Regions from separate parts of the Homo sapiens genome. Here regions 2, 3 and 4 are each linked to region 1. A link is an interaction called in ENCODE POLR2A ChIA-PET data of the cell type or tissue named here. Cell type or tissue: PC-9. All regions are shown on one strand. Links, peaks and the distances in the headings refer to the core of each region. The heading gives the core; the rest is flanking DNA.

Region 1 (8,381 bases), core at 2,086-7,085:
GGCTCCGGGAACCCTCTCAGCTCAGGGCCAGCACCCCACACGGGCAGCAGAGGCCAGGGGCTCCAGGACCCCTCTCAGCTCAGGCCCAAGCCTCCCATGAAGCCTGGTGGCTGGAGTCAGTCCTCTCAGCTACACCTTACCAGGGGGACACTGAGGCCCAGAGCCCACCGTGTGCAGCTGCAGGGGCAGGACCCCTCCCAGGCGCTGGCCCAAGTGCCCCGGCCCCGAGTTTGCCCTCCAGTCGCACCCCGCTCTGGCTCAGTCATCCAAATGGCTTTCTCAGGGGAAAGACGCAGCAGGGGAAGCGTGTGCGGCCTCCTACCTCTTATATTTGATATTCAGGAGTGAATAGACAGCACCCCCGACACAGAGAGGGTACAGCAGGTATGACAAGTACTTCATGGCCTGCAGGGAACAAAGATGGCTTCCAGTTAGAGGCCCAAACGCCAAGCCTCTGTAAACACACTGCATGGAGCTCACCCCGACAGGGACAGACAGAACGAGCTACAGCGCTCAGGGTGGCAGGGCTGCTCTGCAGGGGGCGGCGTGAGGGGCACAGGCAGGGCATCGCACACTCGCCACAGCCCCAGGAGGCACCGCACACGCCAGAGCCCGGGTGTAACTACAGGCGCTAGTTAACAATAATAGATCAATTCTGGTTGGTCAAAACCAACCAACCCACAACAGATCAATAAACATAATGGAAAGAAACCGGAAAAAACTGCCTACTAAGTAATGTAGTTACATCGCCAGCTGTATCCATTCTGATTTCAGCTTTACAACGCCATGCAAGTTGGATATAAGCTGGTGAAGATTAAACCAAACTAAAATCATCTGTGCAGAAATGTTCTATTAACTGGAACTGAGAATTCCAGCTCCCCCAACAGCAATGGGGAAAGGTGACGCCCTGTGCTGCTGGGGCCATTCCTCCAGGCCACTGTGCGGCCGCGGCCATTATGGCCTTGGTGACGGCAAGTGCGTTCCCAGCAACCACAGCAGACACCATGGCCTGCGTCAGCTGCCTGGCGAATGTGACTTACAAACGATGAAAATATCCCTACTATACGGTGACACAGGCAGGCTGTGCCTGTAAGGACTGGGAAATGAGTCTCTGCGAGCCCCCGCCCTTCCCAGTAAGAAATTTGGGTTTTATGTGTTCACTCTTGGGATCCCTGCTCAAGGCGGGCTGACCCGTACTCCAAGGAGACTTCCGCACTGAGCAATGACAGTAAAAGACCCGTCTTTGAGGGTGTTGGATTTGCCTGGCATGCACGTGCCCTGAATCACAAGTGACTTACCTGAGTATCGTACTCCTCGGTTTTCCTCTCAGATTCGCTGTAAGTGCCAAACTGTTGTGAAATTCAACACAGTGATATTAATAGACTCAGGGAGGATCTGAGCACAGCTGAGCTGTGACTAAGGGGCGTCACATATGGCTGCAGAGCTGACCCAGGCCTCACTACAGAGGGCGCTCAGGTCCCTACCAGGCGAGGAGAGGACCCAGAGGACGGGGATCCGCATGGATCCTTCCCGCCTCACCCTGGCCCTGGGTCCCACAAGCCTGATGGGGGCAACGCGGCCTCACTGCTGTTCCTTGCTCAGGTGGCTCAGTTTTCAGTGCCACCGCTTCAGTGAGAACACTGCAGAGCACACAGGCACAGCCAACACTGCTCCGAACCAGCCGGCCGGGAGCCATGGGGCAAGGTGGAACACAGTGGCTGCGCTGCGTGTGCTGGGCTTCCTGACCCCCCTGCCCACAGCATGGAAAATCTCAGCCTGTGACTGCTGAGGGCCCCGCCTCAATCAAGGTCCATCCGTGGGCACTGAGATTCAACTCCAGCTCTGCCCCAGCCCTCATCTGCCTAGGGGCCTTATGGGCGCCCAGGCACTGGGGCAGCCACCAGCTCAGGGCAGGGGCTCACTCACTTCAGGACTGCCAGGACTGTACGGACCCCAGTCAGCACCAGCCTCGGGAGCGCCTCTGGACAAGGTGCCAAAACGAAGCACACGTGCTGGCCAGCCAGCATCCTTCCTCCCAGAGGCCGGCTCAGGCCCAGAAGTGCTGCCGTCTGCACTGAAGACGGTCAGAACTAGGTATATGACCGGGGAATCCTCAGGCGAAGAGAGTGGCTGCGATCAGAAACCAGTGCTGCCTCCACCACGGAGGCTCCCCTGACAGAGGCCCGCAGTGACTCATCTGCAGATGGCCATCTTACTCTTTGCACAGGGGGCAAAATCACACTCTTCAGAGAGGCTTGGGGTTCAGCCATTACAACTAAATCCTACCTGAAATTCGGGCATCAGGCCTCTCCAAAAAATAGTCATCTTCAATGCCTTCTTCACTTTCCACAGCTGAGGGGAGAAATCAGGAAATAGTTCCTTTAATATTCGAAGGCCAGGAGCCACGAATGAACGACCCAGACAGTAACGGGTAGGACCTGCTGCCCATGGCCCCGCGCAGCCCACTGTCCTCTTCCTGTCCCTCCCACAGCTCAGGCCAGAGCGCTGGAGGCTGGACCTGGGCCTCTAACCCACACACGGCAGGCGTACCTGGTCAGGTGGGCTGCACAGCCACCGCCCAGCGGACAACAAAAACAGCATGTGAGGGCAGTTCTTTACGCCACTCTGCCTGCACCCAAATAAGCCCCCACCTACTTCTGCCTGCCACTCGGGCAGCCCTGGAGCCAGTTTTGGGACCGCTCTGAGAGCCGCCACCTCATGGCTAAATGCTTGGAAGGCATCACCCACGGAGCTCAGGACGGGTGCCAGAGCCGGGCACGGCACTGTGACTCGTACCTATGGAGGGACCCTGCCTGTGGAGCTCCAGCGTCATTTCATCCAGCTCCTCCTCTACAGGGACATTCCATCCAGCTCCTCCTCTACAGACACATTCCATGCAGCTCCTCCTCTACAGACACATTTCATCCAGCTCCTCCTCTACAGACACATTTCATCCAGCTCCTCCTCGACAGACACATTTCATTTCATCCAGCTCCTCCTCCACAGACACATTTCATCCAGCTCCTCCTCTACAGGGACATTCCATCCAGCTCCTCCTCTACCGACACATTTCATCCAGCTCCTCCTCTAGACACATTCCATCCAGCTCCTCCTCTACAGACACATTTCATCCAGCTCCTCCTCTACAGACACATTTCATCCAGCTCCTCCTCTACAGACACATTTCATCCAGCTCCTCCTCTACGGGGACATTCCATCCAGCTCCTCCTCTACGGGGACATTCCATCCAGCTCCTCCTCTACGGGGACATTTCATCCAGCTCCTCCTCTACAGGGACAATCCATCCAGCTCCTCCTCTACAGGGACATTTCATCCAGCTCCTCCCCTACAGGGACATTTCATCCAGCTCCTCCTCGACAGACACATTTCATCCAGCTCCTCCTCGACAGACACATTTCATCCAGCTCCTCCTCTACGGACACATTTCATCCAGCTCCTCCTCTACGGACACATTTCATCCAGCTCCTCCTCTACGGACACATTCCATCCAGCTCCTCCTCCACAGGGACATTTCATCCAGCTCCTCCTCTACAGGGACATTCCACCCAGCTCCTCCTCTACAGGGACATTCCACCCAGCTCCTCCTCGACAGGGACATTCCACCCAGCTCCTCCTCGACAGACACATTCCATCCAGCTCCTCCTCTACAGACACATTTCATCCAGCTCCTCCTCTACAGGCACATTCCATCCAGCTCCTCCTCTACAGACACATTCCATCCAGCTCCTCCTCTACAGACACATTTCATCCAGCTCCTCCTCGACAGACACATTCCATCCAGCTCCTCCTCTACAGGGACATTTCATCCAGCTCCTCCTCTACAGACACATTCCATCCAGCTCCTCCTCTACAGACACATTCCATCCAGCTCCTCCTCTACAGGCACATTCCATCCAGCTCCTCCTCTACAGGCACATTCCATCCAGCTCCTCCTCTACAGACATATTTCATCCAGCTCCTCCTCTACAGGGACATTCCATCCAGCTCCTCCTCTACAGGGACATTTCATCCAGCTCCTCCTCTACAGGGACATTCCATCCAGCTCCTCCTCTACAGGGACATTCCATCCAGCTCCTGCTCTACAGGGACATTCCATCCAGCTCCTCCTCTACAGACACATTTCATCCAGCTCCTCCTCTACAGACACATTCCACCCAGCTCCTCCTCTACAGACACATTTCATCCAGCTCCTCCTCTACAGACACATTTCATCCTGCTCCTCCTCTACAGGGACATTTCATCCAGCTCCTCCTCTACAGGGACATTCCACCCAGCTCCTCCTCTACAGGGACATTCCACCCAGCTCCTCCTCTACAGACACATTCCATCCAGCTCCTCCTCTACAGACACATTCCATCCAGCTCCTCCTCTACAGACACATTTCATCCAGCTCCTCCTCTACAGGGACATTCCATCCAGCTCCTCCTCTACAGACACATTCCATCCAGCTCCTCCTCGACAGACACATTCCATCCAGCTCCTCCTCTACAGACACATTCCATCCAGCTCCTCCTCTACGGACACATTCCATCCAGCTCCTCCTCTACAGACACATTCCATCCAGCTCCTCCTCTACAGACACATTCCATCCAGCTCCTCCTCTACAGACACATTCCATCCAGCTCCTCCTCTACAGACACATTCCATCCAGCTCCTCCTCTACAGACACATTCCATCCAGCTCCTCCTCTACAGACACATTCCATCCAGCTCCTCCTCTACAGACACATTTCATCCAGCTCCTCCTCTGCAGACACATTCCATCCAGCTCCTCCTCTACAGGATACATTCCATCCAGCTCCTCCTCTACAGGATACATTTCATCCAGCTACTCCTCTACGGACACATTTCATCCAGCTCCTCCTCTACGGACACATTTCATCCAGCTCCTCCTCTACAGGGACATTTCTTCCAGCTCCTCCTCTACAGACACATTCCATCCAGCTCCTCCTCTACAGACACATTTCATCCAGCTCCTCCTCTGCAGACACATTCCATCCAGCTCCTCCTCTACAGACACATTTCATCCAGCTCCTCCTCTGCAGACACATTTCATCCAGCTCCTCCTCTACGGACACATTTCATCCAGCTCCTCCTCTACAGACAGATTTCATCCAGCTCCTCCTCTACAGACACACTTCATCCAGCTCCTCCTCTACAGACAGTTTTCTTCCAGCTCCTTGTCTACAGACACATTTCATCCAGCTCCTCCTCTATAGACACATTCCATCCAGCTCCTCCTCTACAGACACATTTCATCCAGCTCCTCCTCTACAGGGACACTCCATCCAGATCCTCCTCTACAGACACATTTCATCCAGCTCCTGCTCTACAGACACATTGCATCCAGCTCCTCCTCTACAGACACATTTCATCCAGCTCCTCCTCTACAGACACATTCCATCCAGCTCCTCCTCTACAGACACATTTCATCCAGCTCCTCCTCTACAGGGACATTCCATCCAGCTCCTCCTCTACAGACACATTTCATACAGCTCCTCCTCTACAGAGACATTGCATCCAGCTCCTCCTCTACAGGCATGACGGCCGCAGAGGCCCCCACCCACAGGTGGGCCACCAACTGCAGAGACCTCAGACTCCGGCTCCTGCCGGTGTGGCACAGAGCTCAGTGAGGAGCTAGGCTTAAGCCTGGGCCCTCTCACCCTGAAGGCCATCGCCCCCCTCAAGGGTTTGCTCCTGAGCTGGTCTTGCCCCACGAGGCTCCCTTTTGGCCGGCTTTTCTGAGCTCCGGAACAACCAAGGCTGGACCACAGGGCACCGAGTGATTTCCGTCAGTGCCTACCTGGCCGCTGTGCTCAGATCTCCAGCCACAGCACGAGCCTCTCAAGGCCCCACGGTTTACACCTCTGCTTTGCACATGGTGGGATTTCTCAAGCACATGAAAACACTCTGTTTGGTGGACAGGGCCTCAGGCCTCTGCTTGGTGGACAGGGCCTCAGGACTCACCACTGCTTGGTGGACAGGGCCTCAGGACTCTCTGCTTGGTGGACAGAGCCTCAGGACTCTCTGCTTGGTGGACAGAGCCTCAGGACTCTCTGCTTGGTGGACAGGGCCTCAGGACTCTCTGCTTGGTGGACAGGGCCTCAGGACTCTCTGCCTGGTGGACAGGGCCTCAGGACTCTCTGCCTGGTGGACAGGGCCTCAGGACTCTCTGCCTGGTGGACAGGGCCTCAGGACTCTCTGCCTGGTGGACAGGGCCTCAGGACTCTCTGCTTGGTGGACAGAGCCTCAGGACTCTCTGCCTGGTGGACAGGGCCTCAGGACTCTCTGCCTGGTGGACAGAGCCTCAGGACTCTCTGCTTGGTGGACAGGGCCTCAGGACTCTCTGCTTGGTGGACAGGGCCTCAGGACTCTCTGCTTGGTGGACAGAGCCTCAGGACTCTCTGCTTGGTGGACAGAGCCTCAGGACTCTCTGCTTGGTGGACAGGGCCTCAGGACTCTCTGCTTGGTGGACAGGGCCTCAGGACTCACCACTGCTTGGTGGACAGAGCCTCAGGACTATCTGCTTGGTGGACAGGGCCTCAGGACTCACCACTGCTTGGTGGACAGAGCCTCATGAGCTGATACCACCCGAACACGCATTTCCTTGCTCTCCACTTGTTCAAAGCCTTTACACCCACTGCCTGCCATCCTACAGCTTCCAGAACACTGAGGCCATCGGGAACAAGCACACAGGCTTCCACAGAAGGTCTCAGGTCCCGGGGCTGAAAGCCTTTCCTGAGTGCGTGGAGGCACATGGACCTCAGACAGTTCAGGTCACTGCCCGGAACTCACCTCAATGGCGGCTCCAACACCCGCCGGGACCAGCACCAGCAGGCTCGTCTGCTCGTCCAGCAGGAACAGAAAGATGACCACGGTGCTGAAGCAGCGCCAGAGCACTGGGGACAGGATGGTCGGGCTGGGAGGGGGTGCAGGGCAGACCCCACCTGTGTTCCCCAAGTCACACACATACCCCCAGTCCCCCATCCCAACCCACCACGCCCAAGAAGCTTCAGGTACTCCCCAGTCCACGTCACCCCGTTTAAAAAGAACAATGAAGCATTCAGCAGCTAGGAAAGTGTTTGGAAGGCTGCTGAACTGAACAGCTGGCCCCACACCAGCTCCACAAACACGTGTCTGAGCCACACTTGCAAATGAGCATGGAACGTGGGCAGAGGTCGGATGACGGGGCCAGCACAGCTTTGCTTCCGGGCGTGTCTTATGCCAGTTCTGTGATAAGTGCGTGGCTTTTCAAGTCTGGATTTGTTTCCTCCCCAGCTGTACCTTAAGAACCACTCCAGCTTATTCAACACGTCTTCCTCCTCCTGCAAGCCCTGAGGGCAAGCAGGGGAAGCAGATCCATGGAGCCACAGGACAAACAGTGGTCAAGGCCACAGCCACTGTCTGCTGGCCACTCCAACCCAGGACGCCAGGAAAGGCATTAGGGTTAGGAGACAACAACGCAGAACACGGCACGGCCCCCAGGCAGCCAGGGCCACCTGCTTGGGCGTCTTTTCCATGCGAGAAAAACAACTTGTTCGGGTCTGATACTGGAGCCAAATGCTCCTCACTCCTAACCAACAGGACACACCCACTCCTCGTCCTCACACCCATCAACCACTCGCCCCTGTCCAGACCGCCGCTCCCCACCCCACTGTGACAACCTCCACCCCTGCAAGGTCAGGAGGACCCCTCACTCACTTGGGCCCCTTAAACCACGGCAGGCACCCTTGGCCAGGAACACTGGTCCCAGATCTTGGCAGGCCTCCTGCCTGGGCTGCCTGGCCTCAGGGGTCCCTGACTGCCCTACCTAACAGCTGCACACTGCCTGTCACTGCTGGGCACAGCACCACGGGCCTATTAACTGCCATCACCTGGCAGGCCCCACACGCCCAGGCCTGCGCTGGTCGGGGAAGGAACACCGGCGGGAGGACGGGGCGAGGGAACCAAGACAGGGGATGTGAGGCCCCAGCCCTGCTCAGCGCCCATGAGCAGCCGGGAAGGCTCGAGAGGTCCATGCATCTCACTCTCCACAGCCCAGACCCAGACCCCATGCACGCCAGAGTCCGCAGCCAGGCCCTGAGCTGTGCAGCCGCTGGAGGCCCTGAGCCGTGCAGCCTCTGATGGTCCCACCACAATTGCCGCAACGGCTCCCTGGGCTTTACGGTGCCTGGTCTCAGAGGCTTCTCAAGAGCCAAGCACACACCCGGGGCTGTGTCTGCAGCCAGCAGTGAGGCAGGCAGCCCTCTACCGCAGGCTCCAGTGAGCTCCCTGGGGCAGAGTATCTGAGCAGGGCCACGCTCGGGGGGCCTACCTGCCTTGGTGGACATGCCGATCATGCTCTTCTTCTTCTTCCAGAAA
Region 2 (5,000 bases), core at 1-5,000, 420 kb before region 1:
ATTCCAAGACATCCTCAGATGCCCCAAACGTGGATAATACTAAACCTTATGTAGACTATTTTTTCCTACAGACATTCCTATGATAAAGCTTAACTTATAAATTAGGCTTGTAGTACTCAGAGCTTTACTTTGTGAGGAGTAAACTGAAAAAGCCATATTTTAAAGAAATTCTGTCTGGTTCTTCTCAGGAGAAAATACTGATGGTTTGTTGTTTGGTTTTGTTTTGTTTTGTTGTCAATATCACCGGGTAGAATGGGGACACGGGAATTGAGTGGACTCGAGAGTATGAAACTGTAGCCAAGTGTTAAATAGAAGCTTGAAGGGTACTTGGCTTCTTTAAGTCAGTTAAGATTGCGTGACAAAGTGACCTTAAAACACAATGTTCTTTTAAAGAGCAGACAGGCCCCGCATACTGCCCTCATAGCACAGTCAGAGTAAGCAGCAGGTGTTTTAATTAGTGAAATAAGTTGTTTCTGTTTGGAACCAGTTACGTATTTCCTCTTTAATTCTTGAAAATACCTGCAGAAAATTAGAGTTGTATGTCTCCATTTTCTGTTAGATGCTTTCCTTTTTCCATATTGGTCACCTCGCAGCTTCTGTGAGGCATCTTTTGTAGGGTCCAGCCCCACAGGGTTGGTGAGTTTTCTCCCCATGTGCAAAGACGAGAGAGTGTAGAAATAAAGACACAAGACAAAGAGATAAAAGACAGCTGGGCCTGGGGGACCACTACCACCAAGACGCGGAGACCGGTAGTGGCCCCGAATGCCAGGCTGCGCTGATATATATTGGATACAAGACAAAGGGGCAGGGTAAGGAGTGTGAGCCATCTCCACTGATAGGTAAGGTCACGTGGGTCACGTGTCCACTGGACAGGGGACCCTTCCCTGCCTGGCAGCTGAGGCAGAGAGAGAGAAGAGAAACAGAGAGACGGCTTACACCATTATTTCTGCATATCAGAGACTTTTAGTACTTTCACTAATTTGCTACTGCTAGCTAAAAGGCAGAGCCAGGTGTACAGGATGGAACATGAAGGCGGACTAGGAGCATGACCACTGAAGCACAGCATCACAGGGAGACAGGCCTCTGGATGACTGCGGGCGGGTCTGACTAATGTCAGGCCCTCCACAAGAGGTGGAGGGGTAGAGTCTTCTCTAAACTCCCCGGGGGAAAGGGAGACTCCCTTTCCCGGTCTGCTAAGTAGCAGGTGTTTTTCCTTGACACTGACGCTACCATTAGACCACGGTCAGCTTGGCAGCGGGCTTCTTCCCAGACGCTGGCATTACTGCTAGACCAAGGAGCCCTCTGGTGGCCCTGTCCAGGCATAACAGAAGGCTCGCACTCTTGTCTTCTAGTCACTTCTCACTATGTCCCCTCAGCTCCTATCTCTGTATGGCCTGGTTTTTCCTAGGTTATGATTGTAGAGCAAGGATTATTATAATATTGGAATAAAGAGTAATTGCTACAAATTAATGATTAATATTCATATATAATCATATCTAAGATCTATATCTAGTATAATTATTCTTATTTTATTTATTTTATTATACTGGAACAGCTCGTGCCCTCGGTCTCTTGCCTCGGCACCTGGGTGGCTTGCCGCCCACATCATGCTAGGGGACGCTTGGCAGGCAGGCGTGCAAGAAGAGTGCTGGCCTCTGCCTCTTCTAGTATGGGGTATGAGCCCACTGAGAATTGTCTTAGGAAAGAGGGTGGTTCTGGGGGCAACAGGAATAACACATGACCCCTCCACCTCCATTTATCAAGAAAGGTGTGTTTGATCTCTGAAAGGTGCCTTGATGAGTGGATTTCATAAAGGAAGAGTGGGGACAAGGACAGGTGTCAGCAAAGATGTAGGCTAGAAAATGCAATGTTCATTCCCGACGCTAAGTGAGACTGTAGGCCGAGAAGCTGGGAGCAGTGCTGGGGGTGGGGAGGCGATGGAGGCTGAGACCAGAAATACGAAGTTGAGTACAAATAAGAAAGAGGGGGAGACGTAAGTGTATTGGTAATATTTCATAGCATTTAAGTTTCTAAGCAGACTTCATTGTAGTAATAACATTAATAGCTTTTAACTGTATTCCTTATATTTTATGGATAATGGAAGTTACTGTTGTTTTAAGAAATTTGTTGTAGCACTGACTTAAAAATATATTTGCTTGGATCTTTGTCACAGGTCCTCCTGGCACTGGAAAAACATCCCTGTGTAAAGCGTTAGCCCAGAAATTGACAATTAGACTTTCAAGCAGGTAACTTTCGGTAATCTGTGAGAGGAGAGCCATGGGAATGGGATTTATAACGGGAGGTTGTTTTTTTTTTTTTCTAAATCATTTTACGCAAATAATAGATTCCTCTCCACTGTAAGTCACTTGATTCCTCTGTATTCAGCATAGTTTTGAGTTATGATTTCAGTCTTTTAAGATTTGAGACTTACTTGATTGCCAGCACATGATCTCTGCTGGTGAATTGCACTTCAGAAGACTATACTTTCTCCCCTTGCTGGATGCAGTGTTCGTCTCTAATTACGGATTTGTCTTTTCCTCTTGAGTTCTGTCTGTTTGGGGCTTATGGTTTTCATCACATTTGGAAAATACCTGGTCATTGTTTCCTCACTGAATTTCCTTGACCCTCCCCTTTATCTGGGACTCTGTCTGCTTTCATGTTAGACTGTTTGATGTTGTTCCACAGGCCACTCCTGTGCTTTTTCATTTTTTTTTTCAGTTCTTTAGAAATATGTTTTATTCGAAAGTTTCTATTGCCGTATTTTAAGTTGACTGATTTTCTACATCGTCTAATCTGCTTTTAATTCCATTCAGTGAAGTTGTTATGTCTGATAGTGTATTTTTCTGCTCTGTTCTATTTGATTCTTTTTATACTGTTTTTTCATTATGTTCTCGTTCACGTCTTGAACAACCCCATAATAGCTGTTTTAATGTTCTGTCTGCTAATTCCATCATGATTGTCATTTCTGATTGTGTTTCTATTGACTGGTTTTTCTTCTGGTTAGGGGTCACATGGTTTTGCTTTGTTAGCATGTTAGGTAGTGTTTGATTAGCTGCTGAACATTGTGATCTGAAGTGTGTGGATTGTGTGTTCCTTTAGTGAGTGTTAGATTTTGTTCCGTTAGGCATTTCCATTACTTGTGATTTGGTGTGATCCTTTGAGGTTTGGTTTTTTTAAGCTTTGACTGGGAGGGGTTTAGGTTTGGTCTTAACACTCAATTGTGGTCCTCTGGGGTCTCCACTGAGTGTGCTGAAGGATCCGTGGGCACTCTCCACTCTGGCGGTCGGAGTATGCACTCCTCTCAGCCTGTGTGAGGTCCAGGAGCCCTTCAGCTCACAGACCACGGGCGCCCTTTACATAGCTGCAGGGAATGTCCCCTGCTCACACACACCTGAGTATTCATCCAGGACATCGGGGGCGCCATGAGGATCCTGGGCACTCCTTCTGAGGTATTTCTTCATATTTCCTTCCCCTCTGGAATTCTGTTCTGCAGCCTTCAGTCACTTCAGACTCCCTGAACTCCAATCTCTGTCTCCTCGACTCAGCGAGTGGCTGTGCTCCACTTGGGCTCCCTCCCGTGCCTGTGGTTGGAAGATGCCTCCCGGCAAGAAAGTTAGAGCATTTGTAGAGAGGGTCCCTGGTCTTCCGACTCAGGAGTCCCAGCCCTCACTGCCCTGTGTACAGCAACCTTACCAGATGTCATTTCATCCATTTTGCCTTAAATGAGGTTTTCTCATTTAAGATTAGATGGTAAATCTGCTTCCTGTTACTCCAGTATGACTAGCGGAAATCCTGTGAGGTTTAATTTCGTATACATAATTTTTGTTCTTCAAAAATGTCTTGTAAATGTTTTTACATAGGGAAATTGCTTTATTTTGACCCCTTAGCTTATGTTTAGCAACTTGCCCTTTGCTTTGACATATTGAAATACATGTGTGTTTTCAAGATCTCTAGGGGCATGCCAGCATGGCGGCTCAATGCCTGTAATCCCAGCGCTTTGGGAGGCTGAGGCAGGTGGATCATTTGAAACCAGGAGTTTGAGACCAGCCTGGCCAACATGGAGAAACCCTGTCTCTACAAAAAAATACAAAAAATTAGCTGGGAGCACATGCCTGTGGTCCCAGCTTCTTTTGAGGCTGAGGTGGGAGGATCACCTTAGCCCAGGAGGTCCAGGCTGTGGTGAGCCTGGGTGACGGGAGTGAGACCCTGCCTCCAAAGAGTAACCAAAAAAGATCTCTAGGGGCAGAGAGGGCAACACAAGAGAAGGAAAATGTTATTGTAAGGAATATAGCTTTTTCCAGTACAAAGATCTGGAAATATGCATTGGTTTTATGGCTTAGAAATGGCAAAAAGAAGTCCTAGCAAGACTTTTCCTCACTCTATCAAAGAATCAAAATGTTTTATAATTAATTTTGTTTAATATTCAACCCAGTCTATATTTTGTTAGATTGTCTGTATCCCTCCACTGTTTTAATAAACAGTATCAGTAAACGGTCTCTCTCTTTTTTACGTGGAATGCCAGTGATGCTTCTTGAACGTAATTCTTTTTCTTTTGTGGACTTTTGACATGGAAGCAACTGAAAAGAGGACCTGGAAGTCAGTTTCTCTCTGGCCTCAGTCTTGTTCTCTGGTGATTTAGTCAGCAGCTAAGCACGCCCAGATCTGTCTGCGGGCTTCTGAATGGATAGAGGAGTGTTTCTGGGTTCCAGTCAGTCTGTGTGTGTTAAGGTTAACTTTGGGCCACCTGAGCATTCCTGGGCTCTGGGGTCTGTGCTGTTTAGGGTTCTGTGGAAGGAGGGGAAAATGCTCAGCTCCTGCCAAAAGCTCTTGATGCTTCTATTTTGTTTTGTTTTCTGTCTTATGTTAGTACTGCTAATATTTTTAAACATAGAAATATAATTTGTAAATAGATATAAAATGGGAGTTTTTACTCTTTAACTCAATTGATACAGTCTAGAACTACTGATTGAATCTTGTTAGACTTTTTCATAATTATTTAG
Region 3 (8,381 bases), core at 1,455-6,454, 210 kb after region 1:
CCTCGGACTTCAGGTGGAGAGGCTGCTGCGGTCTCTCCCCCTCCCTCTGGGCTCTGGCCTCTCCTCCTTGTCTTGGCTGATGGCTCCCCCTCATCCAGCTCTGAATGTGGCTCCCTCCACGCCCCTTCCCTCTCTTCTCTGCACACCCTCGTCCTGTGTGCTCTGGACCACGCCTGTGCCTTACACACTGCTTGCCCATGGGTGACGCCTGCATCCGCGTCTGACCTCCTTCTGAGCTCAGATGCACACGTCTGGCAGTGATTTCATGCTTCCGCTTGGAGGTCTGTCTTAGTCTGCTCAGGCTGCTGAAGTAGAAGCCACCATAGGCTTGTGGCTTAAACAACAGACGCTTTTGCTCACAGTTCTAGAGCCTGGAAGTCCAAGCTCAAGGCATGGTAGATTTGCTGTCTGGTGAGGCTGTATCCTGGTTTATATACGGCGCCTTCTCCCTGTGTCCTCATGTGGTGAAAGGGGCGCGGGAGCTCTCTGGGTCTCTGTTATAAGGACACTCATCCTATTCATGAAGGATTAGGCACCGAATCACCTCCCAAAGTCCCTGCCTTCTAATAGCATCACCTTAGGGGTAAGAATTTCAGCGTAGGAATTGGTGGGGGAGGGGGGCGGTAAGCGGGGCACAGTTCAGTACATAGTGGGGTCTAACAGGCATTTCAAATCTACAGCATCCGTGGCTGCACTCCCATCATCCTTCCCAAGCCTACATCCCCTGCTCCCGGGACCACCCCAGGGAGGGCAGCCCATGCTGTGGCTGCTCAAGCCAAGACCTGGGTGCCCTCGGACTGCCCTGCCTCTGCCTCTCACCCTCACTCCCATTTACATTTCCTCATGGCCCAACCTTGTTTGAAAATGTAGGTTTTATTATTATTCAGGTATGGCAAGGCCAATGTGTCAGGAGATGATGCCCACTGACAAGAGAGTTTCTTCCCCACAGTGCCCAAGATGGGGGACTGGAGGGACAGCATACCACGCATGGCCACACAGGCCACACAGGGCCACATGGGGTCACACGGGGTCACACAGGGTCACACGGGGTCACAGAGTCACACAGGCCACACAGGGCCACACAAGCTACACAGGGCCACACAGGGCCATAGGGGGCCACACAGGGTCACACAGGGTCACACAGGGTCACACAGGGCCACACGGGGTCACACAGGGCCACACAGGGTCACACAGGGTCACACATGGGGTCACACAGGGCCACACGGGGTCACACAGGGCCACACAGGGTTACACAGGCCACACAGAGCCACACAGGGTCACACAGAGCCACACAGGGCCACACAGGGCCACACAGAGCCACACAGGGCCACACAGGGCCACACAGGGTCACACAGGGCCACACAGAGCCACACAGGGTCACACAGAGCCACACAGGGTCACACAGGGCCACACAGGGTCACACAGAGCCACACAGAGCCACACGGGGCCACACAGGGCCACACAGAGCCACACAGGGTCACACAGGGCCACACAGAGCCACACAGGGTCACACAGAGCCACACAGGGTCACACAGGGCCACACAGGGCCACACAGGGTCACACAGGGCCACACAGGGCCACACAGGGCCACACAGAGCCACACGGGGCCACACAGGGTCACACAGAGCCACACGGGGTCACACAGAGCCACACAGGGCCACACAGAGCCACACAGGGTCACACAGGGCCACACAGAGCCACACAGGGCCACACAGAGCCACACAGGGCCACACAGGGCCACACAGAGCCACACAGGGCCACACAGGGCTTCACGGGGCCATGTGGGAAGAACCCGTCAGGAGGCATTTCAGCTGGACAGGGCAAGCAGGCTTAGGGTTGGCTCACTGGATTAGTCTGTGGTTCCATGGGCTCCAGGGCACATGTAGAAGCTGCCCCCTGCTGTCCAATACCTGGCCCTGGGGTGGGCAGGGCAGGTGGAGAGCGGGAGGCAAGAGCACCCTGGCCTGTTTGGTTTCCACATGGAAAGTGATGTGGTTTGTCTGTGTCCCCACCCAAATCCCACCTTGAATTGTAATAATCCCCACATGTCAAGGGTGGGGCCAGGTGGAGATACTGAGTCATGGGGACAGCCTCCCCCATACTGTTCTCATGGTAGTGAATAAGTCTCACGAGATCTGATGGTTTTATGAATGGGAGTTCGCCTGTACAAACTCTCTTGCCTGCCGCCATGTAAGATAGGATTTTGCTCCTCGTTCGCCTTCCACCGTGTGTGAGGCCTCCTCAGCCACGTGGACCTCTTTAAACCATTAAACCTCTTTCCTGTGTAAATTACCCAGGCTCGGGCCTGTCTTTCTCAGCACATGAGAACAGACTAATATGGAAGGTGTGCTCACAGGTAAGCAGCTTCCTGACTCTAGGTGCTGGCCAGGCCTGGGAGAGGTGATGGCTCCAGGGTCAGCAAAGCCCCAGAGTCAAAGCTCGGAACATAAAGACGACTGGGACCCATTCCCTCCTCGCCACGCCAGCACCTCCTGCCTGGGGAATCTCTGGCTTCCTGGCTGGCCCTGGCTGTGCCCTGGTTTTTCTTCTCTGTGGCCAGGGGATCCTTCCGGACATAAGTGGGTGGATGGGGCTTCCTTGACTGGGGCCACCAGTGGCACCCACCTCTCCAGCAGGGAGATGCCTCTGGGCCTGGCTGCCACTGTGGCCCCTCATTCCTGACCCCTCTGCCTCATCCCTGCCCTTCCTGAGGGTCCTCCCTGCCCCCCAGGCTGCTGTGCTCTGGCCAGTGGGCTCTTGCCCCTGCTGTTCCTGCAGCCACTTCTTTGAGTCTTGACCCAAAAGTCTGGCAGACAAGCCCTGGGCCCTGCTGTGTGCACAGCTCTTGTGAGTCCACGCATCCTGCCTGCATCTTAGAGAAGGTTTCATTGCTTGGTATAGAGTAGTTTCCAAGGCATCTCGGTGAGTGAGTTAGACCATTTTATAGACAGGGAAACTGAGGCACAAGAGACTGACCCGGGTCATAGCCAGGACCAGTGAAGGAAGGTGGTGACCTCATTCCCAGTCTTTGGGGTCTTTCTTCTGGGCACTCATCCAGCGTCCCAGGTGGAGTGTGCCCTGTGACCGTCCATTTCTGCAGGTGACTTTCTAGAAGGAGGCTCTGGTTCATAACACTTGGTTCCCAGAAGAAACCATTTTTCTCAACTACGGTACATTTGACATCAAATAAGGATTTAGATACTTAACATTGTTTTTATATCCTATTAGAAATTCTGACTTCATTTACTATATTGTGATAAACCTTCAAAGCCCACGGTAGTAATTCTGGCAGCAGAGCTGGCAGGCTGAAACCGCTTCCATGGAGATGCATCTCACAGGGTCCCAAGTGATGTAAACAAAACTTGTGTAATGAACACAGCATCTCCCTCAGCGGCTGTGTCTGTCCCATTTTCTTTGACTTTAAATACATGATACTCTGTGGGAAGCATGAGCTGAAATAATGATCTCGTCAGTGGGTCTTTGTGAAAACTAAAAAGATTTTTGAAATCTAGAGGCACGCAGCTTTTTTTAGTATTTGAATGCATCTTTCTTCACACTTTGGGTTTGCAGAACAAATGTTTGCATGTAATTTTGCTTCCTAAAATGTCAAAAATAGCACAAATATGAAAACAAGTATTCTCAAAGAGTGATCTTTTATGGAAAGACTGCTTACAGTAACTCGTTCCAGTTGGCTTTGAAAAATGCTGCGTGGAATTATCTTCACATACTTGGGAACAGGGAGTGTAAGGGAAACCCCTGCCTCACCGTCTCAGGAGCATTGTGACGAGGGCCTCTTCCTTTCCTGGCCTCCCACAAGCCCCAGCATCTGTTGATTGAAAGAGGAAGGTGTATCTCCTATTTTAAAATCATGTATAATTTTATATTTTCTAAAACATAAGCATGGCTAATTGTATGATCGCTTATGTCATTTGTAAGGAATTCAGCATAAAAAAATTTTTCTCAGCTGGGCGCAGTGGCTCACGCCTGTAATCCCAGAACTTTGGGAGGCCGAGGCGGGCAGATCACGAGGTCAGGAGTTCGAGACCAGCCTGACCAACATGGTGAAACCCCCGTCTCTACTAAAAATGGAAAAATCAGCCAGGCATTGTGGCACACACCTGTAATCCCAGCTACTCAAGGAGAATGAGGCAGGAGAATCGCTTGAACCTGGGAGGCAGAGGTTGCAGTGAGCCGAGAGCTCACCATTGCACTCCAGCCTGGGCAGCAGAGCAAGACTGTCTCAAATATATATATATATATATTTTTTTTTTTTCTCAGAGTTGCAAAGACAGAGACCTCCTTTGGTTGAGAGGAGGGCAAGTTTCGAAAGGAGGAACTTTGCTGTGGGGAGGAGTCAGTGGCCAGGCCCCACAGAGTCTGACGGCCTCTCCTGGCATCCAGCCTCACCTCCTTCCTAATGATACAACCTGCATGTTTTAGCTGGATGTGTGGCTACCCAGGGTGAAGACTGTATTCCCAGCCTAGGTGTGGTCGTGTGACTAATTCCTGGCAGCACATTGGATATGATCCCAAGATTGTGGAGCTTCTGGGAAGTGCCCTTGAGTAACTTCCTGTTGGCTGGAAGGTAGCTGTGTTGGCTAGAGCTCCAGCATCCATCTTGGCCTATAAAACAACTTCAGGAAGGGAAATTAGGCCAGCAGCAACTGGGGAGAAGGAGTCTGGGTCCTGGACCTTTGGAAGGGCCCTCTCAGTTCTGGACTGGCTACCTCTGGCCTTATGAATGGGAGGGAGGAATGAATGGTGGGGGAATGAATAGGAGTGGGGAGTGAATGGGAGGGGGGAATGAATGGGGGGGAATGAATTGGAGGGGGAAATGAATGGGAGGGGGAATGAATGGGGGGAATGAATGGGGGGGAATGAATGGGGGGGGAAATGAATGGGAGGGGGAATGAATGGGAGGGGGAATGAATGGGAGGGGGAATGAATGGGAAGGGGAATGAATGGGAGGGGAGAATGAATGGGAGGGGGGAATGAATGGGAGCAGGGAATGAATGGGGGGAAATGAATGGGATGGGGGAATGAATGGGAGGCGGGAATGAATGGGAGGGGGAATGAATGGGAGGGGGGAGTGAATGGGAGGGGGGAGTGAATGGGAGGGGGAATGAAGTTCTATCTCATTTAGGTGATTATTGTTTTGGACATTTCTGCTACTTGGAGGTACAGCTGATTCTAATGGACCTGCAGGCTCCTGGAGACACTTGGACTGGAAAAGCAAAACCAAGGCCCATGACATCTATCTTTGCATATTGAAGTAGATTTAGAAAACCCTTTCGAATCCCTCTGAGTACTTTTATTTGCTGCTCCCTCTCAACCTCAACTTTGTTCCTCATCCCACTTTCTACTGGACATTTTGACCTGGCCCTTTGCCCTCCCTTCCCTTTGCCCTCCCTTCCTGCACGCTGCTGAGCTGTAGCTCTCTCGGGGGTGCCCAAAGACTCCAGCCCTCCCAGCCCCATCTCCCCACCCTCGCCTCAGCCCTTCCTCCTCACTGAGCCCCCGTGCCTAGCTGTCTGCTGACCGTGGGTGCTGCCTCACACTCCAAAGCCCATCTCCTCCTCAGGTCACCCCTTGGCATCCGACACCCCCAGAACCTTATTCACCTTCTCTGCAGGTCCAGAGCCCAGCAGAGCTCTATGCCATGGCAGGAGAGTGGGAGGCATTTCCTAAGAATGCTGCCTTTGGCTCTGAATTCCCAGGACATTTTGGTTGCATAATATTCATTGTCTGAGAAAAGAAAGAAAAGAGACTCATTTGGAGAATTAAAAAAATTATTGTAGAAAGATTTCATTTAATAAATCCTCACTCTCATTAGTATCTAAGTAGCCCTTTTACTGTCCTAAATAGATGCCAGGGCAGGAACCAGGGTGCAGAGGGCTCTGGCCCTGGCGGCAGCCTGGGACTCACATTGCTATAGGTGGGCCCAGAGGCTTCAGGGAGAAGCCTGTCCCCTTCTATCTCCCCTCTTCTCTTGTGGAGAAGCAGCTCCTTCCTGCCTGGGAGTCCCAGGACATCTTCGAGGAGGGGACATTTGAGAAGGATGGGGGAAGAGGCCAGGAGAAAAGCAGGGAGGGAGGAGGGAAACCCATCATCAGCTCTGGCCGAGGCCTGTCTTGTAAGACCCCAGGGCCAGGGCCAGGCCGGATGTGTACCAAGTCGGACCACGTGGAAGAGGCTTGAATGCGTGAGAAGGTGCCCTCTCCCTCCTTCCCTCCTTCCCTGTCCCCTTCTATCTCCCCCCTTCTCTGTGAGCAGGCATTGGCTCCTCAGAAGGGCCTCTCACTCAGTTGGATGGTGATGCATTCCCCACTCATGCCTGGAAGTAAGCGGGCGCAGCCACTGTGGATGAGTTGCCAGTGGAACCATGAGTGTTCCTGCGTGCGGCCTGCACCTGCACACACACCTGCACACACGGGCACCTATACACACACTTGTCCCTGTGTGCACATACCTACACCTGCACACACACCTCCAAACACACCTGCACCTCTACACACTTGGCCTGTGAACACACACCTGCACCTGCGCACACACCTGCACCTATACACACACTTGTCCCTGTGTGCACATACCTGCACCTGCACACACACCTCCAAACACACCTGCACCTCTACACACACTTGGCCCTGTGAACACACACCTGCACCTGCACACACACCTGCACACACGGGCACCTATACACACACTTGTCCCTGTGTGCACATACCTGCATCTGCACACACACCTCCAAACACACCTGCACACACATGTGAACCTCTACACATGCTTGGCCCTGTGAACACACACCTGCATTGGCACACACACCTGCACATGCACCTACATGCACCTGCACCTATATACAAATTTGCCCCAGTGAGCACACAACTGCACTTGCACACACATCTGCACACAAACTTCTGCACACACCTGCACACACCTGCACCTATACATACACGTCCCTGTGCACACACACCTAGAGCTATATACATACTTGCCCCTGTGCACTCACACCTGCACACACACCTGTACCTGTGCACACACCTGCACACATACCTACACACACCTGCATCTATACACACTTTCCCGTGTGTACACACACCTGCACCTGCACTCACACCTGCATGCACACCTGTACCTCTGCACACCACCTGCATGCACATCTGTACCTCTGCACACACCTGCACACATACCTACACACACACCTGCATCTATACACTTTCCCCTGTGTACACACACCCACACCTGCACTCACACCTGCACGCACACCTGTACCTCTGCACACACCTGCACACATACCTACACACACCTGCATCTATACACACACCTGCACCTGCACTCACACCTGCACGCACACCTGTTCCTCTGCACACAGCTATGTCACCCCACATGTGCACTCTCACCTAAGCTGGAGCAGCCCAGAGGGTTTGCTCATTTGCTCATTAAGTGGTTCTTGCTTGAGCAAACCGGGAAGTCATCTTGAGTGGAAGCACCTGGTCTCTGGTAACAGACGCTGAGAATCACCTGATTTGACCCTTCGACAGTGAGATGATTGTCAGAACAGAACCCTTGTGCATATTTTCAATATGAGTTGATGAGGCCAAGAGCTCTTATTGGATGGGAGGTTTATTTCATAAGCCACTTGATTTTAAAGACTCAACAGAGAGGACATATTTCTTAGTATACTGAGTAAGACATTAACATTTGTGTTTGAGGGAGGACATTTGAGCCAGGATTTTGCAAACATAATTGGTTTGCAGTCCTTGACTCCTTGGAGTGTTTGTGTCAGTTGGGATTGAAACGGCATGTATTTAACTTTATCAGTATGTTTTCAGAGTCATCTTCATTTAGAAAACGCATTGATAACCCAGAATGAACATATTTTTTGCAGTGATATTCTTTAAGCTGAAAATGAAATATTTGCTTCTACACCATTTAGTTGTGCCAGTCGCCTTTGATTTAGCAGACGATTTTGCTCTGGCTAAGTTGCTCTTTTAGACAGACGTTTATATGGGCGATGTTTTCCAGCAATGTGTTTAGCAATTCTCCTTTTCTCCATGTTCACATTTAAAGGGTTGTCTTAGACACCCATTTGCAGCCAACATGATCCCTAAGCTGGGACAAATGCAGCAAGTCAGGCCCTTGTGTTCAGGAAGTTACTCGTCGTGACCCAGGAAGGCAGTGACACAGGGAGTGACAGGGCTCTGGGCTCTGCCCTGTGATCTTGGGAAGTGACTCGGCTTTTCTGCCTCACCTTCCATCCTCTGCAAAGCAGGGGCGAGGTGGAACTTACCTGTAGGACCGTGGAGTCTGGAGGGCGCGCAGCTGTCCTGAGACCGGGCCTGGCCCACAGCGGGTGCTTACTCAATGCTGATGTCTCGGCACGT
Region 4 (5,000 bases), core at 1-5,000, 190 kb after region 1:
CTGCAGCCCCACACTCTAGAGGAGAGATTCCACAATACAGGCTGCAGGCTGGGAGGCCCTTCCATTGCTGCCTGGTGACCCCGAGGGCTCAGCTCCTGCAAGGCCTGGCTCACGGCAGGTGCTCGCAAGAAGAATACAGGAGGGAAGGGAGCAGAAACTCAGAAGTGTAAGCTTCTGGGCTGCACACGTTCCACTGTGGGCACAGGCTAAGCTTCAAAAGCAGAAACTAGCTGCAGATTCCTATTTGGAGGCTGCGGGGACTCGGTTACACCTGACCCATTTCCACAGGCTCTCACCCGTGGGGCAGGACACCCTGCGATTATGTTTCCTCCATTTCCACAGGCTCTCACCCGTGGGGCGGGACACCCTGCGATTACATTTCCTCCATTTCCACAGGCTCTCACCCGTGGGGCGGGACACCCTGCGATTACATTCTCACCCGTGGGGCGGGACACCCTGTGATTACATTTCCTCCATTTCCACAGGCTCTCACCGGTGAGGCGGGACACCCTGCGATTACATTCTCACCCGTGGGGCAGGACACCCTGTGATTACATTTCCTCCATTTCCACAGGCTCTCACCCGTGGGGCGGAACACCCTGTGATGACATTTCCTCCATTTCCACAGGCTCTCACCCGTGGGGCGGGACACCCTGCGATTACATTTCCTCAGAAGGCAGCTTTCAAGGCAAAGCTCCCACGTGCAGAAACGGGCCCTGGAGGTGGGAGTCCCAGGAGCCGTGGAGAAGCTCCAATGAGAACGGGGCCAGATGGGCAGCCCGAGAGCAGAACCCCCACCACCAGCGGCTGGGGAGAGGCTGGAGATGCCAGGGCCCTCCTGGGAGGCACCAGCTTTGTCCTCGAGGCCGAGGGGAGGAGAAGCACAGGAGATGCTGGGCACAAGGGGCCCGGCACAGGCCAGGCACAGGGAGGCCCCAGCCTCATCTGCCCAGTGAGCGATATCCAAAAACAACAAACAGGGTCCACATGCCAGCACTGCAGCCACAGCAGCACGAGGGGCCATCGCAGGTGCACGGGCCTCACAGCTTCACAGAGCAGAGCCATGCCAAACGCTCGCGGTGAAAGGCAGCCTGTTTCTTCAGTACTGTTCCTTCGACAGGTCAGTCCTGAGCCCCAGGCTGTGTCCCAGGACACTGGGAGTCTGCTCCGCACTGGGGGACTCAAAGTCCACACGGGGCCCACAGGTGGTCAAGTGAACCAAACGCCCCACACCCTGACCCCCAGGTGTACATTCTGCACATTTTAATTCCGAGGTTGGGAATGCACCCTACGCCGCCAGGCACGCCGCCAGGCCGAGGTCTGCAGCAGCATTTCACTCTGTTGGTGTCCGAGGACCTCAGGGGCTGTGGACCATGCAGGCGCTGCAGACAGTGATACATCGTGGGGGGCTCAGGAGAAGCAGGCTCCTGGGATCATTCCAACAAAAAGGTCCCCCTGCGTGCTCCGCCAGGACCCCACCTTCCACCTCCAGCCAAAACAGGACCTTCACACATACCAGCACGCTTCCCATTCAGCCCAGGCCCTGAGACAGGCCCTCCGGAGCTGTGGCCCAGGGAAACGCCAATCTCCCCGGACCTCCCGCCTGGTCTGAGTAAAAAGAATCCTGAAATTCAGGATCCGTGGCATTTCTAGCTGCTTGCATTTGTTTAACAAACATCTGCAGAAAGCCAGTGGGGCCCTGGTGGAGAGCACCTCCCAAGCCCCCTGTGGTGGGAGCCCCACCCCCAGCACATCCTGCATCAGGGGATCCTGCTACAAGAAAGAGTCCCCAGCCTGCTGGCCCTTCCTACTCCGAACTGGCCGCAGATACAGGGAGCCCCCCAGCACATCCTGCATCAGGGGATCCTGCTACAAGAAAGAGTCCCCAGCCTGCCGGCCCTTCCTACTCCGAACTGGCCGCAGATACAGGGAGCCCCCCAGCACATCCTGCATCAGGGGATCCTGCTACAAGAGTCCCCAGCCTGCCCGGCCCTTCCTACTCCGAACTGGCTGCAGATACAGGGAGCCCCCCAGCACATCCTGGCCCAAACCCTCAAAAGCTGCAGGAGCCCACAGCCTGCCCTGTACACCCTGCGCCACACTACCCGCAAATACAAGGTCCCCCACCTCCCCCGCCAGCCCAGAACATCCTGGCCCAAGTCCCACCCCCAGCCTGCCCTGTACACCCTGCCCCACACTACCCGCAGATACAGGGGCCCCCCAGAACATCTTGGCCCAACCCCCTGGCCTGCCCTGTATACCCTGCCCTGCACTATCTACAGATACTGGGACCCTCCCCCACCTCCCACTGCCGCCCACACACAACATCCTGGCCTAAGTCCCACCCACTTAGCTGCAGGAGCCCCTGGCCTGCCCTGTACACCCTGCTCCACACTACGGGCAAATACAGGGGGCCCCCCGGAACATCCTGGCTCACCCCCACTCCCCCGAGCTGCAGGAGTGCCTCTGTCCCCACAATTCTGGGTCTGCGCCACCATCTCCAGGGAGCCCACCAAGCACATCCTGGCCCTGTCCCTGGCTATGGGAGACCCTCCACCCAGGACATCCTGCTTCCCCCAGCTGCAGGGAGCCCCTGGACCACCAGTAACGTCTGTGAGGCAAGGCTGACCCCTGCTCAGCCAGTGGGTAGAATGGGAGTGGGCAGGGGCTGTGGGCCCTGGCAAGTATGTCCACTCCTCTGAGTGCAGGGAGGTACAGAGGTGACCAGCCTGACGTGCAGCTGTGGACACAGAGGGAGGGCTGCTGGGGGCTGGAGGCCACTGCCCAGTGGCAGTTGTGGGGGAGGCAGAAATGACCTGATCGCTCTAAGGTGAGGGAGAGGAGAGCCCACTCTTTACAGAGACTTCCCCAATGGCACAGGCGCCACGTGGTCCTGGGGCCACTGACTGGGCAGACAGCCTGGCACAGGGACAGGACAGGTCTAGCCTGGGATGTGCTGAGCTTGATGGATGCATGGGACCCAGGAGGATGTCACAATGATGATTCACATGGCACACAGGTGACCATGACTCTTCCCTGATGGAGACAATGACTCACTGCTGCAGAAAGGTGGATCTAACCCCTCCAGGGTAGCCTAGGAGAACAAACAGACTCCACTCTAAGGAGCCCAGGCATTCCATGCTGATCCACGCCTGCCCAGCCCGGCGGCATCCCCACTGTCTGTGCATGGACACCAGCCCTCCCTGGCTCCAGGGCCCTTGCCCTCCAGTACCTTGGCCCAGCTTTGGTTCTACCCCAAGGGTTTTAAAACATTTAGAACTGGGAGAGAAACTGTTTTCTTTCTTTCCTTTTTTTTTTTTAAGCTTGTATGTGGCAAATATCTTTAAGAGGAAATAACTCACTCCTCTGGCTCTAAGAGGGAAGTGTGAAATTCAAGAGTAAAATCAAGGTTTGGAAAAGGCTGCTGTCCCCAGGTACCAGCCCCCACCCCAGCAGTGTCTCCCCACACAGGGGACGAGGGCACAGGGGATGAGGTTAGAGGGCCACCAGTCACAGCAGAGGAAAGACCACACTGAGGGAAGCTGGGAGCTGACTGTGCTGGAAGTTCAAGAACAGCACCTCACCTTTAACACACCTAAGCTCATGCTGCTGGCACATGGCTGAGAAGCCAGGGATGCATTGGTTTTAATACAGCAAAAAGTATCCCCCAGGGTTGCAAAATGACGTGGGTTTCACAGGGACAAACAGTGATCACATTAGAAAATAATGTTATTTCCAAACACAAGCCTAGCATCATGCTTTTTTCCTGGGCTCATTTTCAGAATGATTCACAGCTAGATTAAAGGTTTACACTGGAAATGCTGGAAACAGTAACCGGGAATGGTAAGCATGCCCCAGCACCCACAGGAGGCCCACAGGACTTGGAGGGGACGGTCGCGGCTCCTGGCCATCCTGAGAACCATAGCACTTTTGTCATGGGCCGCGTGGGGATGAGGGCCCTGGAAACAGGAAGAGGAAGGTCAGGAGGGCTCCTCCTGCAGTCTCTGTGTCAGAGGCAGGGACATGGCTTAGCAAGACAGGTGACCTCGTGGAAGCCTAGCTTGGACACTCCCAACCAGTCATGTCCAAGCAGTACAGCACAGGGCGCCTTCTCAGACAAGAGCGGTGAGACGGAGTGGGACAGGGAGCCACGTTCTCCGCTGCCTGGGCCCTCCCAGCACTCAAGGGCGCTCTGCCCCTGCAGGCACAGGAGGCACCGGGCATGGGCCAGACACCCAGCAAGTGTGGTAGTCGAGTCCCGTGCCCGGCTCCTGAAGCAGGGCTCCTGAGTGGCCACTTTTTCAGGCACAAAATCCTAACATGTTTATACGAGAAATAGATAATTCAACTGCAAAAAAAAAAGCCAATGTTAGGAAGAAACGATTTAAATAAAATGGAAGCAAGTAGTGACCATAGCTTGACATTTTCTAAAGACTACAGTTCGTCTAGGAACAGAGGCGACGTGTCAAATTCAAGAGTAAAATCAAGGTTTGGAAAAGGCCGCTGTTCCCAGACAGGAGCCCCCACCCCTGGCAGTGCCTCCCCACACGGGGGACGAGGGGACAAGGGGACGAGGTCGGAGGGCTCAGGAGAGCCGCATCCGGAATGCATTCTGAACGCAGCTGTGGGCCGCCTGCCTCCTCTTACTAAAGAAAGTGGACATCAGAGAGGAAGCATTTGCAAAGTCTGATGACGGCTCACATGGACTAATGCAGAAGTGAACCCGCAGGGCTGACGGACGCCTCAGGGTTCTCGCCCCACTCTGAGCACGGCCCTGCGGCCTCTCTCGAGCCCACCCACTCCTGACCCTGGGTCCCACAGGGTGGGGGATGCACCGTGGCCCCATGCATGGGATGAAGGGCTTGGGCCGGGTGACTGGCTGGACGCCTTCCAGAGAAAAGGCAATGCGTGGTTTAAAGCGGAAAAAAAACACAGCTGAAAAAAAAGAGAAAAATATAAGACAGAGCTGATGTCTTACCCCAGGTTGCTTGTCCCGGGCA

What was found. ChIA-PET counts read pairs that join two places held together with the same protein. Peaks named below come from ENCODE experiments on the same cell type or tissue, not always from the same donor. Only the 100,000 strongest peaks of a DNase experiment are listed, where the experiment ranks them.
Region 2: POLR2A ChIA-PET joins it to region 1 with 16 read pairs; 2 of 35 experiments call an interaction of 5 or more read pairs at or near these places.
Region 3: POLR2A ChIA-PET joins it to region 1 with 18 read pairs; 4 of 35 experiments call an interaction of 5 or more read pairs at or near these places.
Region 4: POLR2A ChIA-PET joins it to region 1 with 15 read pairs; 2 of 35 experiments call an interaction of 5 or more read pairs at or near these places.

Annotation. Positions count from the first base shown.
Region 1 is chr5:1,323,465-1,331,845 of GRCh38, forward strand. CLPTM1L (CLPTM1 like) reads right to left here. Exons shown (of 17, transcript NM_030782.5): 8 at 8,335-8,381; 9 at 6,816-6,919; 10 at 2,287-2,352; 11 at 1,299-1,349; 12 at 323-405. Among named protein-coding and RNA genes, the nearest start is that of CLPTM1L, 17 kb to the right of the region's middle. RefSeq lists enhancers at 1,718-2,218, 4,071-4,685, 4,686-5,298, 7,189-7,333 and a cis regulatory region at 7,261. In PC-9, for the core only: no CTCF peak of the experiment used is centred there; DNase peaks (open chromatin) are centred at 3,624, 3,910, 4,177, 4,842 and 1 weaker place; H3K4me3 peaks cover 779 bases; H3K27ac peaks cover 3,636 bases.
Region 2 is chr5:901,975-906,974 of GRCh38, forward strand. It overlaps TRIP13 (thyroid hormone receptor interactor 13), which reads left to right. Exons shown (of 13, transcript NM_004237.4): 6 at 2,174-2,246. Among named protein-coding and RNA genes, the nearest start is that of TRIP13, 12 kb to the left of the region's middle. RefSeq lists a silencer at 1,120-1,414. In PC-9, for the core only: CTCF peaks have their summits at 1,299 (motif pointing left) and 1,510; no DNase peak of the experiment used is centred there.
Region 3 is chr5:1,538,472-1,546,852 of GRCh38, forward strand. It overlaps LOC124901161 (a long non-coding RNA gene), which reads right to left. Exons shown (of 4, transcript XR_007059099.1): 2 at 8,288-8,381; 3 at 5,622-5,745; 4 at 3,635-3,826. Among named protein-coding and RNA genes, the nearest start is that of LPCAT1, 19 kb to the left of the region's middle. In PC-9, for the core only: a CTCF peak has its summit at 1,920 (motif pointing left); a DNase peak (open chromatin) is centred at 4,480.
Region 4 is chr5:1,513,325-1,518,324 of GRCh38, forward strand. The region is part of intron 1 of LPCAT1 (lysophosphatidylcholine acyltransferase 1); the gene reads right to left. Among named protein-coding and RNA genes, the nearest start is that of MIR6075, 5.0 kb to the left of the region's middle. RefSeq lists enhancers at 1-341, 902-1,460, 1,461-2,021, 2,022-2,581, 2,582-3,141 and 1 more. In PC-9, for the core only: no CTCF peak of the experiment used is centred there; DNase peaks (open chromatin) are centred at 1,627, 3,017 and 3,697; H3K4me3 peaks cover 786 bases; H3K27ac peaks cover 2,716 bases.